Regions from separate parts of the Homo sapiens genome. Here region 2 is linked to region 1. A link is a loop called in an ENCODE intact Hi-C map of the cell type or tissue named here. Cell type or tissue: PC-3. All regions are shown on one strand. Links, peaks and the distances in the headings refer to the core of each region. The heading gives the core; the rest is flanking DNA.

The links. A loop is a pair of places that touch in the nucleus more often than their neighbours do. Peaks named below come from ENCODE experiments on the same cell type or tissue, not always from the same donor. Only the 100,000 strongest peaks of a DNase experiment are listed, where the experiment ranks them.
Region 2: a loop joins it to region 1, with 3 times the contacts of the local background. A loop is called at or near these places in 18 of 110 quality-filtered maps.

What each region holds. Positions count from the first base shown.
Region 1 is chr5:140,257,134-140,265,472 of GRCh38, forward strand. All of the region lies in intron 3 of PFDN1 (prefoldin subunit 1), which reads right to left. Among named protein-coding and RNA genes, the nearest start is that of PFDN1, 42 kb to the right of the region's middle. RefSeq lists an enhancer at 2,122-3,321. In PC-3, for the core only: a CTCF peak has its summit at 4,498 (motif pointing right); a DNase peak (open chromatin) is centred at 4,438; H3K4me3 peaks cover 385 bases; H3K27ac peaks cover 1,984 bases.
Region 2 is chr5:140,309,162-140,317,500 of GRCh38, forward strand. No RefSeq gene overlaps it. Among named protein-coding and RNA genes, the nearest start is that of PFDN1, 10 kb to the left of the region's middle. In PC-3, for the core only: no CTCF peak of the experiment used is centred there; DNase peaks (open chromatin) are centred at 1,930 and 3,080; H3K4me3 peaks cover 842 bases; H3K27ac peaks cover 5,380 bases.

The DNA.
Region 1 (8,339 bases), core at 301-8,300:
AATCGCTTGAGCCCGGGAGGTGGAGGTTGCAGTGAGCCGAGATCACGCCACTGCACTCCAGCCTGGGCAACAAGAGCAAAACTCCATCTCAAAAAAAAAAAAAAAAGCCTCTAATGGTTTCACCTCACACTTAGAAAACAAGCCAGACTCTTTAACCAAGGTGCTCAGGCTCCACATGGCCTCACTCCTGCCAACCCCTCCACTTCATTACTACTCTGTCCCCCTTTCACTTGCTTAAACAGCTCCAGCAGACTTATTTCTGTCTTAAGACAGGAATATCTCTCTGTGTAATATTTCTCTGTGACCTCCACCTGGAATGTTCTTCCTTGAGATACTTTTAGGTGGCTGTCTGCTTCTTTTCATTCACATCTTAGCTGAAATTTCACTTTTTCAGAAAGCCCTTCCCCAATTATTCAACTAAAGAAGGTCTCCAGTAACTCTCTAAAACATCACCCTTACTACATGATGGTTTCTTGTTTATTTCTTTATTGTCTGTATCTCAGTGTAAGCTCCAAAGAGTAGGGATCATGTCTGATTTGATTAATGCTATAACCCTAGCACCAAGAACTGGCACATAATTCATCTAACCAACAGGTATTGGGCACTCAGCACTCCAAAGAGCACCAACAGTAGAGAAGCGAACAAAGCACACACTTATCCCTGGAGATTATACTGTTGCAGGCCACACAGACATTTAGCTACCATTGTAATAAGGGATCTGAGGGAAACCATGGTCTTCGATGGAGGAAACATCTGATGGAATCAAGGAACTCACAGAGGGACTTGAGAACTCAGCTCTGAAGGATGAGCAGGAATTAACAAGAGGAGAGGTGAGAGTGGGGAGAGAGTAATTCCAGATAAATGGAGTCCGGCAAGTTGGGAGAACTGAATGTCAACCAGGGAGACTGAAGCACAGAGACAGAAAGGGTGAGAATACAGAGATGAGGCTGGTGAGGCTGAGTCAGATCGTGTGGGGTCTTAAGCCATATTAAAGTTCTGGAATTTATCTTGAAGGCAATGGAATGCCACTGGGTTTTAAGCAGGAGAGCAAAAGTCAAATTTCCATTAAAAACAATCTCACTCAGCTGAAGCATACAGAATGAATGAGAACAGAGCTTCCCAAAAACGTCCTATGAGTCATGAATGGGTAACAGATGTGCCCAGGATATTGATCCCTCAGTCCCTGGAGTGGCTGGGTGGTCCAGGGCAGCCAAAACCCCCCTGAGCAGTTGCCTCCAGCTTTGAGCACCTTTGTCCGGTTACCCCAGTGAATTGTGCAAATACAATTTTCTGAGAGCTGTACTGTTAAAAAAAAAAAAAAAAAAAAGCCTGGGAAGCACTGGATTAGAGAATACACGCGTGAATGTTGGAAACCTATTAGGAGGCCACTGCAATCGTCTTGGAAAGAGATGACAGTATCTTAGTGGTGACAATGGAGATGAAGAAGAGCAGATAGATTTCTGAAATATTCAGGAGGAAAATCAACAAGAGGACTTCACCACTCCCTTCATCATAACCTTCATTAGACATCAGAAGCTGAGGAGGAAGATGTCAGGAATGACTCCCAGGATGCCCAGTTGGGGCTTGCATACTGGCTTGAGGGTGCTGCCTTTCACTGAGAGAAGAAATGCAGGAGGAGGACCTGGTTTGGAAGGGAAGATTCTGAGCTTCGTTTTGGGTTTAAGGTACCTGTGAGACATCCAAATGAGATGTGAAAAACTAGATTGGCTCTGGAGTTCATGGAAGAAATCTGGGCTAGAGATATAATTTTGCATAGACGTGGTACTTGAAGTCGTGAGAATGGATGAAATTCCTAGGTAAAGAACATACAATAAGAGGACTTAGCCTTCAAGAAATTCAACATTTTAAGTCTGGAATGAAGAGCAGGAACCAGTAAATAAAACTAAAAAGGAGGGAAATGTGTGTCATAGAAACCAAAAGGAGAGTAGTTCAGGAAAAAGAATGAGGTCACTAAAAATCATTGGATATGTTCAAATAGGAAGAGTGACAACACGTCAGAAATGGTTGGGGGCTAGAAAGGGGAGCGCTACATCAAGTGGCCTGTAGGATATCTTACAACTTTAAAAAGTTGAGACCTGACCCTAACTCCATGAAGGAAAGCTAGCAGACATTTTAACTGTTACAGATGAGCCTCAAGAACATGTAATGCAGTGTCAGGACAAATAACGTTAACTCCTATCTTCAATGAGACATTGGGTTTTGTGTAGGTCCAACACAAGGGTTGTAGAAGCATCAATATAATTATGCCCAAGGAAACGATTACAGTTTCCCAATATACATTACTTTTCTTCTGTTTTGCCAACATCAAAAAGTCAAGTGCTCTTCAATAAGACGGACTAGAGGAACTGTTAAAACCCTACAAGTCTTCCAAATGAGCAAAAACAACAACAAAAAACAGTAAGTGCCAATATTTCAGTTTGTCCTCAGTTTGTCCCATTCTTACAGGAGCAAGAGATCAAATCAACAGTGTTTACAGTGGAGTTTGGCCTGTAGGCATGGTAAAGGGGTAGGTGAATAAGGGTGTGCCTGCTGAGAGAGGAAGTAAGGGTGACACCTTGCATTCTTGGAAGTGGAGGTGTAACTGACGCAACTGTGGGGTAAGATTAACATGCAGGTGTGTGTGGCTAGAGCCTAAAGTCAATCCTGATCCTGCTGTCTGCTCCAAGCAATTCCTATTTTCTTTCAGCTCCAGAATTCCTATTTTCTTTCAAGTCAACAACAACAAAGACGAACCAATTTTAAAATAAGCAAAGGATTTGTACAGGTGTTTCTTCAAAGAAGACGTATTATTGGCCAAAAAGCACATGAAAAGCTGTTCAACATTATTATCATTACAAAAATGCAAATTTAAAAAATCACAATGATAGACTATACCAACTAGGATGGCTATAATCAAAAACCGGCCAGATGCAGTGTTGCACACCTGTAATCCCAGCACTTTGGAAGGCCAACATGGGAGGATCATTTGAGCTCAGGAATTTGAAACCAGCCTGGGCAACATAGCAAGACCTCCGTCTCTACTAAAAATATAAAAACAAAAAATAAAATAAAATAAAATAAAAAACAGAAAAAAACAAGTGCTGGCAAAGATGTGGAGAAACTGGAACCCTCATATATTGCTGGTGATTTAAAATGGGGCAGCTGCTACAGAAAAGTTTGGCAGGTACTTCAATTAAAACATAAAATTACCATATGAGCCAGCTAATCCACTGTGACATACAAACAAAAACTTGTAAATGTTCATAGCAGCATTATTTACAACAGCCAAAAAGGGGAAAACAACCTAAATGTCCATCAACTGATAAATGGATAAACAAAATGTGGTACATCCATACAATGGAATATTATTCAGACATAAAAACGAGAGAAGTACTGATACATGCTATAACATGAATGAACCTTGAGACATTAAGCTAAGTGAAAGAAGCCAGACACAGAAAGCTACATACTAGATGATCCATTTATAAACACCCAAAACAGGCAAATCTGCAGAGACAGATAGAAAACAGATTCATGGTTGCCAGGTACTGAGGGAATGGGCAGTCTCACTGCTTAATAGTTAAGTTTCTTTTGGGGGCAATAAAAATGTTCTAGAATTAGACAGTGGTGATGATTATACAACATTGTGTATTTTATGTTATGTGAATTTTACCTCACTTTAAAAAATATATATATCTCCTTTTATTCTCAAAATGCTGCACCACAAGGGGAGAAGACAGGACACGGGCCGGGCACAATGGCTCATGCCTGTAATTCCAGCACTTTGGGAGGCCGAGGCAGGTAGATCACTTGAGGTCAGGAGCTGGAGACCAGCCTGGCCAACATGGTGAAACCCCGTCTCTACTAAAAATACAAAAATTAGCTGGGCCTGATGGTGCACAACTGTAATCCCAGCTACTCAGGAGGCTAAGGCAGGTGAATCGCTTGAACTCAGGAGGCGGAAGTTACAATGAGCCGAGATCACACCACTGCACTCCAGCCTGGATGACACAGTAAGACTCCATCTCAAAAAAAAAAAAAAAAAAAAGAAAGGATATTTTAAAAAAAGACAGGACATTAAATCTCTGTGTCTGAAAACAGGCATGGAAAGTAATGATTTTCACCAGCAAATCAGTCTGTACTCCACCCAAAAATTTACACATACAAACGGGTTGGGGTAAAATAAACTGCCATATTAATTGTTAAAAATTAACTTTAATGCTGTAAGCAAAAGCACTAAGCATTTAATGAGTTAATAAGGTACTGTAGTAGAGCCAATGGACAAACAAGAGTAAACTTCTATGTGATCATATCACTACTTTCCAATCAAGTAACAAATGTACACAACTAAAAAAATAGAGATACGGCAACCGGAAACCCATAAAAGGACCGGGAGACAGTGAAAACAAGCAAGAGCTCAAAGCCACGGCAGGCACAGCTACATGACTCATAGGCACCTCCTCGGCTGATTTGTATGGGTCAGCAGAGGGCAGAACTGGAGGACTACAAATATACTACAATATCAAAGGGCTATTTATAAAGCTTTCCAAAAACCTTGGCTGTCTTTTCACTAAGGAAGAGAAAAGGAAATTCATAGTGACACCTGTCAATATCACCCAAGAAAATGCTGTCCTCCAACTCAAAGTTAAACTTCTAGGTAAGACAAGCAACCCAGGATCTTTGCTCATAGCTCTCGGTGTTCTGAGGGGTATTGAGAGGTCAGGTCCACATCACCCAGTGACACTTCTCCATCCAGGGTGATGCAGGGCTCAGATCATGATGAAATCACTCTACAGAACAAACGTCACAGCCGCCCAGCTGCCACTTGTCCCCAACTCCACACCCACTAAGTTACCATAGAACTGGGGTAAACAGAGAGAATTTAATATGCTAATAGCTCTGATCTAATAGCTGACATAACACCAATTAAATTTTTAATGACACTGGAGTAATAAAAGAGCCCTTGGCATACTTCTCTTTGCAAACATGACTCAAAGGGTGGTTTTCCTTTTGCCCTTGCTTCAATTTCCAGATGCCAGGCCACTTAGAAGCCACTTATCTCTTTACTCAGAGCTGGTATTCGGGGGTTATCATTTTATAAGAAAAGGACCACAAATTTTAGAATGCCTACCTACTCAGAGTATCCAACTACAGCATAAGGAATCCCCATTTCTTTCCGAGTAAAAGTGAATGGTAAAGGGTTTGGAGTCTAGAATCTGGAATCCCAGGTTACCACTCTGATGTCCCTCTCTTTCCCTGACTGATTCTGGTTCTGGCTCCATGAAGAACACGTGACCTCCATTTCTAAATCATGGGCAGAAGCCACCAAGTTCATGAGATGGCTTCACACAGAATCCATGGCTATTAGAAAATAAGAGCAGCAGATCAAACTGACCTGCTGGCACTCGACTGTTGAGTCCACTGACCAGCCCTACCAATGGCAATGTTTGTGCTTCATATGGAATGAAAAAAACAAGTTGTTGAAAGATATAAACAACACGGTGTTACCTATTGAATACAGGATGTATATCAAACACGGAATGAAAAGATACGGACCAAATCCTTGATAGCTGTTGCTTCTGGTGAATGGGAATGAGACTGGGGAAGGTGTGGGAGGGAACACAGATGACCTCAATTTCATTAGCATCATTTGTGTAAAAAAAAAAACCAAAAAGGTAAATATTACAAAATGCTAACATTTGTTAATTCTGAATGATAAATGCACAGGTGTTTGTTAAATTAGCTTTCATACATTATTTTCCAAATTAAAAAAAAAACACCTTTTATCTTATAAGTACTTGCTGGCAATATGCTCAATCAGTAAACAGCTGATAAGCATCCACCAGAGGCAAATAATAAAATCCCGCATTAAGTATTTACTGTGTCAGGCACAGTGCTAAGTGATCTGTATTATGTTACAAGGCAGGTACTTTTCATAAGGGATAAATGTTTATCCTCACCTCCAGCTTTAATTAGTTATAGTCCCGGCCTCCTCCATCTAGTCCAGGGAAGACTGGTGGCTTTTCTGATGGGCTTGTTTGGAAGAACAAAGGGGCTCGGCCCCTTCTGCTCTGCCAGAAGCTGCTTGCTTGCAGAAGGCTCTTGTAAGTTTAACAGACAGACTCTGCCTGCCTCTGCAGAGAAAGACCTGTGGTTGTCCCACACTTATAGAGATTTGCAGGGTAAGTTCATCTATCTGTATGCCTAAATCTGGATCAATATTAAAAACCCATGACTGCTGCATACCAAAGCCACATCCTTCAACCTAATCTTTACTAATATTAAAGGTAAAATATATAAAAAGATGGAATTTTTATATCCATCTGTCTTTCAATTGGTTCCACTCTTGGGCCAGAAATAAAAGTTACTTATTGTCTCCCTTCATCCTAACACTTGCTTTTGCCATTTTACGGACGAGTGTATTTAGGCTTAAAAACACCGTATCAGTCTATTTTTGCATTACTATAAAGGAATACCTGACACTGGGTAATTTATAAAGAAAAGAAGTTTAATTGGCTCACGGTTCCACAGGCTGTACAGGCATAGCACCAACATCTGCTCAGTGTCTGGTGAGGACCTCAGGAGGCTTACAATCATGGTAGAAGGAGCCGGGCGTGGTGGCTCATGCCTGTAATCCCAGCACTTTGGGAGGCTGAGGTGGGCAGATCACGAGGTCAGGAGATCGAGACCATCCTGACTAACACAGTGAAACCCCGTCTCTACTAAAAATACAAAAAATTAGCCCGGTGTGGTGGCGGGCGCCTGTAGTCCCAGCTACTCAGGAGGCTGAAGCAGGAGAATGGCGTGAACCCGGGAGGTGGAGCTTGCAGTGAGCCGAGATTGCGCCACTGCACTCCAGCCTGGGGGTCAGAGTGAGACTCCATCTCAAAAAAAAAAAAAAAAAAAAAAAAAAAAAAAAAAAAAAATCACGGTAGAAGGCAATGGGGAGCCAGCACGTCACATGGTGAAAGCGAGGCAAAAGAGAGTGAGTGGGAAGTTCCAGACATTTAAACAACCAGATTTTGAGTGAACTGAACTGAGAACTCACTCATCACCAAGGGGATTGTGCTATGCCATTCATGAGGGATCTGCCCTCATGATCCAATCACCTCCCACCAGACCCCACCTCCAACACTGGGGATCACATTTCAACATGAGATTTGGAGGAGACAAACATCCAAACCATACCAAACACTAAGTATGTCATTTATCCAAGATGATATTAAGTGGCAGTCAGGGTTCAAATTCATATTCATCTAATTCCAGAGTTCATATTCTTAATTACTATGCCAAGGCATTATGCTATGCATATCAGAGCAAAGACAAGCAGTATCTTTTACTTGCTAAGAATCTTAAAGATGAACTTAAAAAATATTCTAAGGGTTGAAGCTTTTCTTAGTATATATTTGAATCTCACAGAGGGGACTAGGCATGGTGGGTCATGCCTGTAATCCCAACACTTTGGGAGGCTGAAGTGGGAGGACTGCTCAAGGCCAAGTTTGAGACCAGCCTGGGCAACATAGGGAGACCCTGTCTTTACAAAAAAAAAAACACAGAATTAATTATCTGAGCATGGTAGCCTGTGCCTATAGTCTCAGCTACTGAGGAGACTGAAGTAGGAGGAACACCTGAGCCCAGGAGTTCCAGGCTGCACTGAGCTATGATCACGCCACTGCACTCCAGCCTGGGTGACAAAGCAAAAGCTCATCTCCAAAAAATAAAATAAAATTTAAAATTCATTTTAAAGAGGGTAGCAATGTGTGTGTACATAATATGTGAGTATATATAGGGAACAGTAAAGGTATTAACATAAAATCCTCTTAGGGACTTTTTAACCTTCAAAACTAGTTCAAAACTCGCAGGCATCTTTGCTTCTGCCCATGTTAGTACCCACCTCCCTCAAATTTTACTCAGGATTCCACAGATCCATGGCAGACCTTTTATCTGCTATACTTTAAAAGGACTGTGTTCGGGCATCCCCTCCCTGCAGTGTTGTCCACATACAGAGCACTTGCGACTCAGGTCTAACAGAACTGACCACTTCTGCTGCCAGCCTCTGCTTGGACAGCCCATGAAAAAGCAGTCCCCTTACCACCAAGGGAGTTGAGAGCAACCCTTCAGCCTGGCCCTGTATCAGCAGAGGGTTGCCCATGTGGGTATTCACTTGGTTATTTGGACTCAAAATGGACGCCGTCCACACCTCTGTGGTCCTGCTACAGTGACCCAGGGCTCAGTCCACAAACCCTGTCCCTTCTCCAGCTATACTTTTCCCTTAGTTGACCCAAGCTAGTTCTATGACTTGAAACGCCATCTATAAACTGGCAATTTGTAGACAATTC
Region 2 (8,339 bases), core at 38-8,037, 52 kb after region 1:
ATTTAAAAAAAAATAAATAAAAATAAAATGACAGGAAGAGACTGTGTTTGAAAGCTCTGAAGGGCTTGCAGTCCTTGGATACTTGCCCCAAAAATAAACATGATGTGCTTGCTTTATTATTGTGATAGAAAAAAACAAACTTCACACTCAAGTCTTCACTATTACAAGGATGTACTCCTGAAGCTCAGCCAGTCCACGGTTGTGGACTCTAAAATAGTGATCTCCCATTATCCCTCAGATCTACTTAATAATGCTCAATATATTTTTGTATTCAGTCAACAAAGATTTATCAAATATCTGCTAGGCACTGTTCTAGGCCCTTGAGATATAGCAATAATAACAGACAAACTCCCTGACCTCATGGAGCATCCATTCCATGGAGGGTAAGGTGAACAATAAACATACAAAATAAGAGCAGATATCAGTAAGTATTATTAAGGAAGAAAACAGCAACATGGTTAGAGACTGACTGGGTGGAGACCATTTAGGTGTGTGAAGTTCTCTGGGTGGCCATAACATTTGAGATGAGACCTAAAAAATGAATGAAAATGAACCAAACATGCAAAGAGCTTGGGAAAGAACATTCCAGACAAAAAGAATAAATAGCAAGAGCAAAGGGTTTAAGGTGGTCACAGACTTCACATATCTGAAGAATGAAAACGAAGAAGCCAGCATGAATTAGTAGGAAGAATGGTAGAAGATGACATTGGAGAGGTGAACCAGGGGCCAAACCGTGAAAGGCCTTGTAAGCTACAGTCAGCATTGGAATGTTATTCTGAGTGTGATTGGAAGCCACCGGAGTGATTTCAAGCAGGAGAATGATATGATCCCATTTGAAAGGGAACATTGTGGGTTCTAGGTGAGAATGGATTGGGGAGAGCAAGAGTGGAAGGAGGAGGACCAGTTAGGAGACTACTGCAGTAGTCCAAGAGAGAGACAGTGGTAGTCTGGATGAGGATGATAGCAGTGGAGACAGGGAGAAGTAGATGGATTCAGGTCAAGATTACTGAACTTGATGAAGGGATGGGTATGTGTTGAGAGGAGCAATGAAAGAAAGAAAGGCATCAAAGATGACTTCCAATTTCCAAAAAAGTATGCCGAGCAAAATAGACCAGACAAAATAGAGTAACATACTATAGTAACATACTACAGGTTATAGGAAATGCAAACAAATCCAAACAGATAAAAAATCAGTGGAAATACAAAAATTAGCCAAGTGTAATGGTGCATAACTGTGGGGCAAGCTACTTCAGAGGCCAAGGCAGCAGGATCACCTGAGCCTAAGAGGTTGAGGCTGCCATGAGCCGTGATCATGCCACTGCACTCCAGCCTGAGTGACAGAGCAAGACCCTGTCTCAAAAGAAAAGAAAAGAAAAGAAAAGAAAAGATTAGTGGTTGCCTGATAGGAGCAAGCAATGGGATCAGGGACTGGGAAGCAGAAAGAAGGAAGCAATTACAAAAGAGAATGAGGTAACTTTTATGGTGACGAATGCATTTATTATCTTGATGGCAGAGATGGTTTCCTGGGTGGGACATTATTAAATTGTACACTTTAATATATTCAGTTTACTGTATGTCAGGTATGCCTCAATAAAACTGTTTTTTCAAAAAGACTCCCAGCTTTTTGACCTGAACAAACTAGTTGAATGTTAATGTCTTTTACTGAGACAGGAAAGTTAATTTTTGTAATATAGTCTGTAAGCAGTCTCAAGGCTGCTCCACAGGAATAATAAGAATAATCCTTCCACTTGTGAATAGACTGTATAAGTGAGAATGTAGGTTCAGCTGCTATAGCAGAGATCCAAAATAGCAGTGGCTAAAATAAGATAGAAGCTTGTTTCTCTCTACTATACTCAACTAGGCATAAGCAGTCTAGGGCAAGTATGTGAGTCCCACAGTGCCAAAGTTCCCAGGCTCCTTCTATCTTATCCGTAAGATCCAAGATGACTCATCACTACCATGTTCATAGTCTAGCTGAAAAGACAGAAAAAAAGGGGGAGGCTCACACTTTCCCTTTAAAGGCATATCCCAGAAGTTGTGAGCATGGTTCTATTCACACCCCATTGACCCAAACAGAATTGTGGCCACTCCTGATTGCGAGAGATACCAGGACATTTATTATTACAGGCAACTGTGCGCCCATTTAAATATCAACAAATATCACGAAAGGGGAGTAGAGGACAGATATTCAAGGGAAATTAGCAGTTTTTGACATAAGTTTTCAGCTGACGAAGCTATTTCTCATTCATCATATCATTTCATCTTCACAACTTTGTGACATGGATAGACCCTAAGAGTTCATTCAGTTTGAGGGGAAGTTTAGAAGGGTGGTTAAGAGTATGCGCTTTAGAGTTTCAAATCCCATCTCCACCATTTACTAGCTGTGACATCCAAGGAAAACTGCTTAACTTCTCAGAGCTTCAGTCTCTTCAGTTGTAAAATGGAGGTAATAACAGTACCCGTTTCATAGGTTTTTATGAGGAATAAATGTGATAATGAATGCACAGTTCCAGGCATACAGTTGCACCTATGCTTACATTGTCTGTTATTACGTATCAAGTATTTGGGACCTACAGATAAATAAAAGAGCAATTCACAGTATAGTGGCAGGGGTGGGGGGTCACAGATAAATGAACAGAAAGTGACAAAATAATATGACAATTCTGCCACAAGGAAGACAATACCAGGAGCCAGACGAGCACAGGGGAGGGGCCTCTAACCCAGAAATCTTACAAGAAAAATAGGCGTATATGGCAAAGAAGGGAGAAAGGATATTCCTAGAAGAAGCCAAGACACCACAGCAAGTGAAAGCCTGGTGCCTTCAGCGAAACGCAAGTTGTCTGGCATTGCTGGAGCAGGGGAGCATGTTAACTAAGAGGAGAGGCAGAGTGGCAGATTAGGGTCAGTGGCAGAGGAACCTTTGCAGGTGACACACTTGCCAAGAAACTCTCAGCTACTCCTTCCTGCTGACCAAGTAAGTTCAGGGCTGGGACCTTACTAGGGAGAAAAGGAGCTTCCACCGTGCCTACCAAATGAAGCAGTCATAGGAAACACTGCAGGGAGAGGAAGTGAGTCGTTAGCAGGAACTGATGGTGGCTTTTCCCAGGCACCTTGCCACGTCTGATTCAATCTGTTTATGCAAAGTCCAAAGAAAGTGAATAGTTTTGATCAATCCTGATGATTTAAACCTGCGTAAGAGATGAAGCTGGGTAACAGAGCATAACAAAGACTGGATTATTTATCTTGTTGCTCATCAGAGAAAGTGGGGCCTGCCAGAGGTGAGAGCCAAAAGCAGAGACTCTCCCAAAAATAGGAAAAGAATAAAATTAGGAAACCAAAAGCCTAGGGGAGAATCCATGCCTCTGTCACTCCAGCTCACTAAGCTGAAAAAGTTCATGGTCCTTTAGAACAGGAAGAAGAATACAATGGGGTTGGGTTGAAATCTGGACAAACTCCACATACATTTATAAATAGGCACCAAAAAACACTGGTGCAGAGGAATGTTTTTCCATCTTTAGAGCCATACCTAGGACAAGGTGATTAAGGCTTTTCCCCAGGGCACCTACCTTAGCAGCCCCAGATGTTTTTAAATAAAGGTTTTCAAAATTGTGAGAAACTAAAAAAGTTAATATTGTTCTTTTTATAAATTAGAAGAATATGAGTAAAAGTAGCACCCAGTAAGCAAAAAAGTTACTTAAAATAGACAGCCCCAGATCACCACCTTATTGCTAAATCTCGCATGTAGCCACGGGCAACTCCAGGCCTACAGTTGACCAGTTCAACCTCCACAGTGGAAAGAGACAATGTCTTTCTCCTTTAGGGTTTCAGGAAGAGTTCCAGGATTGGATTTCCCTGGCATAGCTTGCGTCACATGCCCGTCTCCGAAATAATCACAAGGCCCAGAGGCCTGGACTGCTCTGATTCGGCAGGTGCAGGTCATATGGCCATTCCAGGAAGGTTAGGGGGTATCATCCTTATCCAAAAAGGACATAGACTGAGGGTAAGCGAAAGGTATCCTCTTGCCAAAAGAGAACAGTATAACTATCAAAGGAAGAGGTACTAGATGTCACAAAGAGAAAAAAAAAATAGATGTTCATTTTATACATTAGCTGCCAAAATTTCAACTTTTTTGAATTTGTCTTCTAATGAATAGGTCAATTCCATTTCATTGAGTACATGAACTTCATGATGGTGACCCCCTAGTCTTCCCCATATAGCAGTGGTCAGGGACCTCAAGAAGGCAACCTTGCTTTGCAATGAAATTCTTGGATCACTGGATGTGGAGTGTCCCATCAAAAAGGGCTGAACCCCAGACTTAATGTTTTTGCCTTTTCTAGATGAGAAACACTAAGGATTTTCTCTGTTTCATTCAAGACAAATTGTAGCAGTCACTGTTGAGAAGAGGTTGAAGTTATCTTTTTTTTTTTTTTGGAGACAGTGTCTCACTTTGTCATCCAGGCTGGAGTGCAGTGGTGTGAACACAGCTCACTGAAGCCTTGACCTCCTCGGCCCCAAGTAATCCTCCCCTCTCAGTCCCCCAAAAGTTGCTGGGGCTATAGGCATGCACCACTGCACCCGGCTAATTTTTGTATTTTTTTATAGAGATAGGGTTGTACCATGTTGCCAAGGCTGGAAAGTTGCCACTTCTTTTTGTCCCCTTAGCTAAGGTCAAATGCCTCTGCATGGGTTTGAGAAGATGGCGAAGCTTGGCTGACTGTGGGTAAGTAGTCTCCATGATCTCATAAGTCTTTGTGGGGTTTTTTGTTTGTTTGTTTTGAGACAGAGTCTCACTCTGTCATCCAGGCTGGAGTGCAGTGGCGTGATCTTGGCTCACTGCAACCTCTGCCTGCTGGGCTCAAACAATTCTCCTGCCTCAGCCTCCTGAGTAGCTAGTACTACAGGCACTCAGGTTTTGCCATGTTGGCCAGGCTGGTCTCGAACTCCTGACCTCAAGTGCTCCGCCCGCCTCAGCCTCCCAAAGTGCTGGGATTACAGGCATGAGCCACTGAGCCCGGCCAAGTCTTTGTGTTTCTAACCACAGTGATTAGTAGAAAATATAAGAGGTCACTAGCAGGAATACTTATTCTGGAACATCAGAATCTTAGGGCAGAAGGCCATGAAGAATCAGGGAACAAATTCTTCAAGGAACTCCATTAGTCCATATATTTGCCACACATCTCCACTGTGTTCTGCCATCTGAAGTATGGGGTCCTGTATAAAAATTCCACAAAATGGCCGGGTACAGTGGCTCACGGAGGCTGAAGCAGGAGAATGGCTTGAACCCGGGAGGCGGAGCTTGCAGTGAGCCGAGATGGCGCCACTGCACTCCAGCCTGGGCGACAGAGTGAGACTCCGTCTCAAAAAAAAAAAAAAAAAAAAATCCAGAAAATAGGCCGGGTGCGGTGGCTCACGCCTGTAATCCCATTACTTTGGGAGGCCGAGGCAGGTGGATCACGAGTTCAGGAGATCGAGACCATCCTGGCCAACATGGTGAAACCCCGTTTCTACTAAAAATACAAAAAAATTAGCCAGGTGTGGTGGGCGCGCCTGTCATCCCAGCTACTCAGGAGGCTGAGGCAGGAGAATCGCTTGAACCAGGGAGTCAGGGGTTGCAGTGAGCCAAGATGACGCCACTGCACTCCAGCCTCGGCGACAGAGCGAGACTCTGTCTCAAAAAAAAAAAAAAAAAAAAAAAAATTCTAGAAAATAATTCTAGACTCAGAGAGCTGGAATGGGTTGTTGGGTTCTTCCAGGCTATCCTCACTTTACAGAGAAAAATGAAGCTTATAAAGGAAGAAGGGCTTTGCCACGGTCACAGCAAATTGGTGTTAAGGCTAAGACTAGAACACAGGAGTCACAGATTCTCTTCCAGAGTTCCTTCCATTCTACCCTGTGGCCTCTCTTGGGTGGATTCAGCAAGACTACTGGGTCCCAAAACAGGAGACAAATTTGGAGTCAGGAGGCTCCATTTTTCTTGGGAATATGAGATTCCATTTTGTAGCCACTTATCGTTGGTTGCACTCAAATGTGTGGATCTTGAAAAGGGCTATGGGCCGGGCGCAGTGGTTCACGCCTGTAATCCCAGCACTTTGGGAGGCGGAGACGGGCAGATCACCTAAGGTCAGGAGTTTGAGACCAGCTTGACCAACATGGAGAAACCCTGTCTCCACTAAAAATACAAAATGAGCCAGACATGGTGGCGCGTGCCTGTAATCCCAGCTACTTGGGAGGCTGAGGCAGGAGAATCGCTTAAACTCAGAAGGTGGAAGTTGCAGTGAGCCGAGATCACGCCATTACACTCCAGCCTGGGTAACAAGAGCAAAACTCCGTCTCAAAAAAAAAAAAAAGAAAGAAAAGGGCCTCAACCCCTGAGCACAAAGAGAAGATGAGGTAGAAAAAGCCCCAGGACTCTGCTTCCCAGGGGCAAGACAAACTTGGTGTTCCTTCTGACTTGGCCTATCCATTGGGAATTCTAGGTACTTCGTAGATACCATAGGATGTCTATGATGTCCTTGGCAGTGTATGCTAAATGTTGTGTCTGCCAGGTATTTTTCTGGATCAGGATGAACATAATCTCCTCAGCATCTCAAAGGGGCCCCAAACTCTCAATAGGTTAAGAACCACTACTCTAGGCTGGGCACAGAGGCTGAGGTGGGAGGATCACTTGAGTCCAGGAGTTCAAGACCAGCCTGGGCAACATGGCAAAACCCTGCCTCTAAAAAATTTTTAAATTAGCCAGGCATAGTGGTGCGGGGCCTGTAGTCCCAGCTATTCAGAAGGCTGAGGTGGGAGAATCACCTGAGCCCAGGAGGTTGAGGCCGCAGTGAGCCATGATTATGCCACTGCATTCCAGCCTGGGCGACAGAGTAAGACCCTGTCCTCACCCCCCACCAAAAACAAAAACTAAACCAAAAAACCCCCAAGAAACACTAATCTAAAGTGACACTTCCAAACTTGGCTTATTATTAAAATTACCAGAAGAGATTTAAAAGCACTGATACCTGGGCCCTTCCTACTGGAGAGGTGGATTCAGTGGATATGTGTTGGGGCCCAGAGAATCTGCACTTTTTAGAAGCTCGCCAAGCTTAGAAACTGCAGCTCTAGAAGAAAATATTAATGAAATTAATTAATGAAAATATTAATGAAGTTAATATTAATTAATTTTCTTTATTATTTTCCCTAGAAGGGAGAAGAAAAAATTACCTCAGCACTTGGCACTTTAAAGCCATTCTGATGTAAACACTTCAGGTGTTTATGGTAAAGATAAAATTAGAATTCCTGGTAAAGAGAGGGCGCTGAAACCCAACAAGCCATAAATAAAACAATAGAATTCAGAAGGCCATGGTTCTGTTATACTGTATTGTGACCACAGCTTATACCCAGACATATCAGCTCTTTCAGTGACTTGTTTAGCCTATACTTGGTTTCCCTGACTCTACCCTCCAGTGGTTCTCGGATTCGATAAATCCCCAACTCTTAGGCAGTAGAGCATTAATGCAAATCCACCACTTGACATTTTTATAGTTTGAATTTCTTCATTTATGCATGCAACAAGAACTTAATTACCTACAGGATGCTACGTACTGCTCTAGCAGTGAACAAAATAGATACTCTCCCTGTCTTCATCACCCTTCCAGCCTAACATAGGTGCTGGATTCATTCATAGAATGAATTGGGGTTATAAAAAGATATTTTCCTTCATCTGAGTGGTTCCATCACACTGGTTTCCTCAGATTCCTGGAACACACCAAGCATCGCCTCGCCTCCAGGATTTATATACACTGGGTCCTCCTCTAGAATGCTTCCCTGCACTCTGCCTGGTCACCTACAACTTAAACCTGTGGGTCTTCACTTCAGTGACCTTTTCATGAAAATGCCTTTAACTGACTCCTCAACTTAAAGCAATTCCTGGCCAGATGCAGTGGCCCACGCCTGTAATTCCAGCACTTTGGGAGCTTAAGGTGGGCAGATTGCTTGAGCCCAGGAGTTCAAGACCAGGTTGGGCAACAAGGCAAAACCCTGTCTTTACAAGAAATACAAAAATTACCTGGGCATGGTGGCACTTGTCTGTAGTCCCAGCTACTCAGAGGCTGAGGTGGGAGGATCACCTGAGCCCCAGGAGGTCAAGGCTGCAGTGAGCCATGATCAAGCCAGTGCACTACAGCTTGGGCAACAGAGGGAAACCATATCTCAAAAAATGAATGATAATAAAATAAAGTAGTTCCTCCTGTTACCCTCTCAGATACCTTAAACTTTTCCATCATGGCATTTATCACAGTTTTTAATGGCATATTTATTTGTGTGATGATTATTAAATTTCACTTAAAAAAAGGTAATTC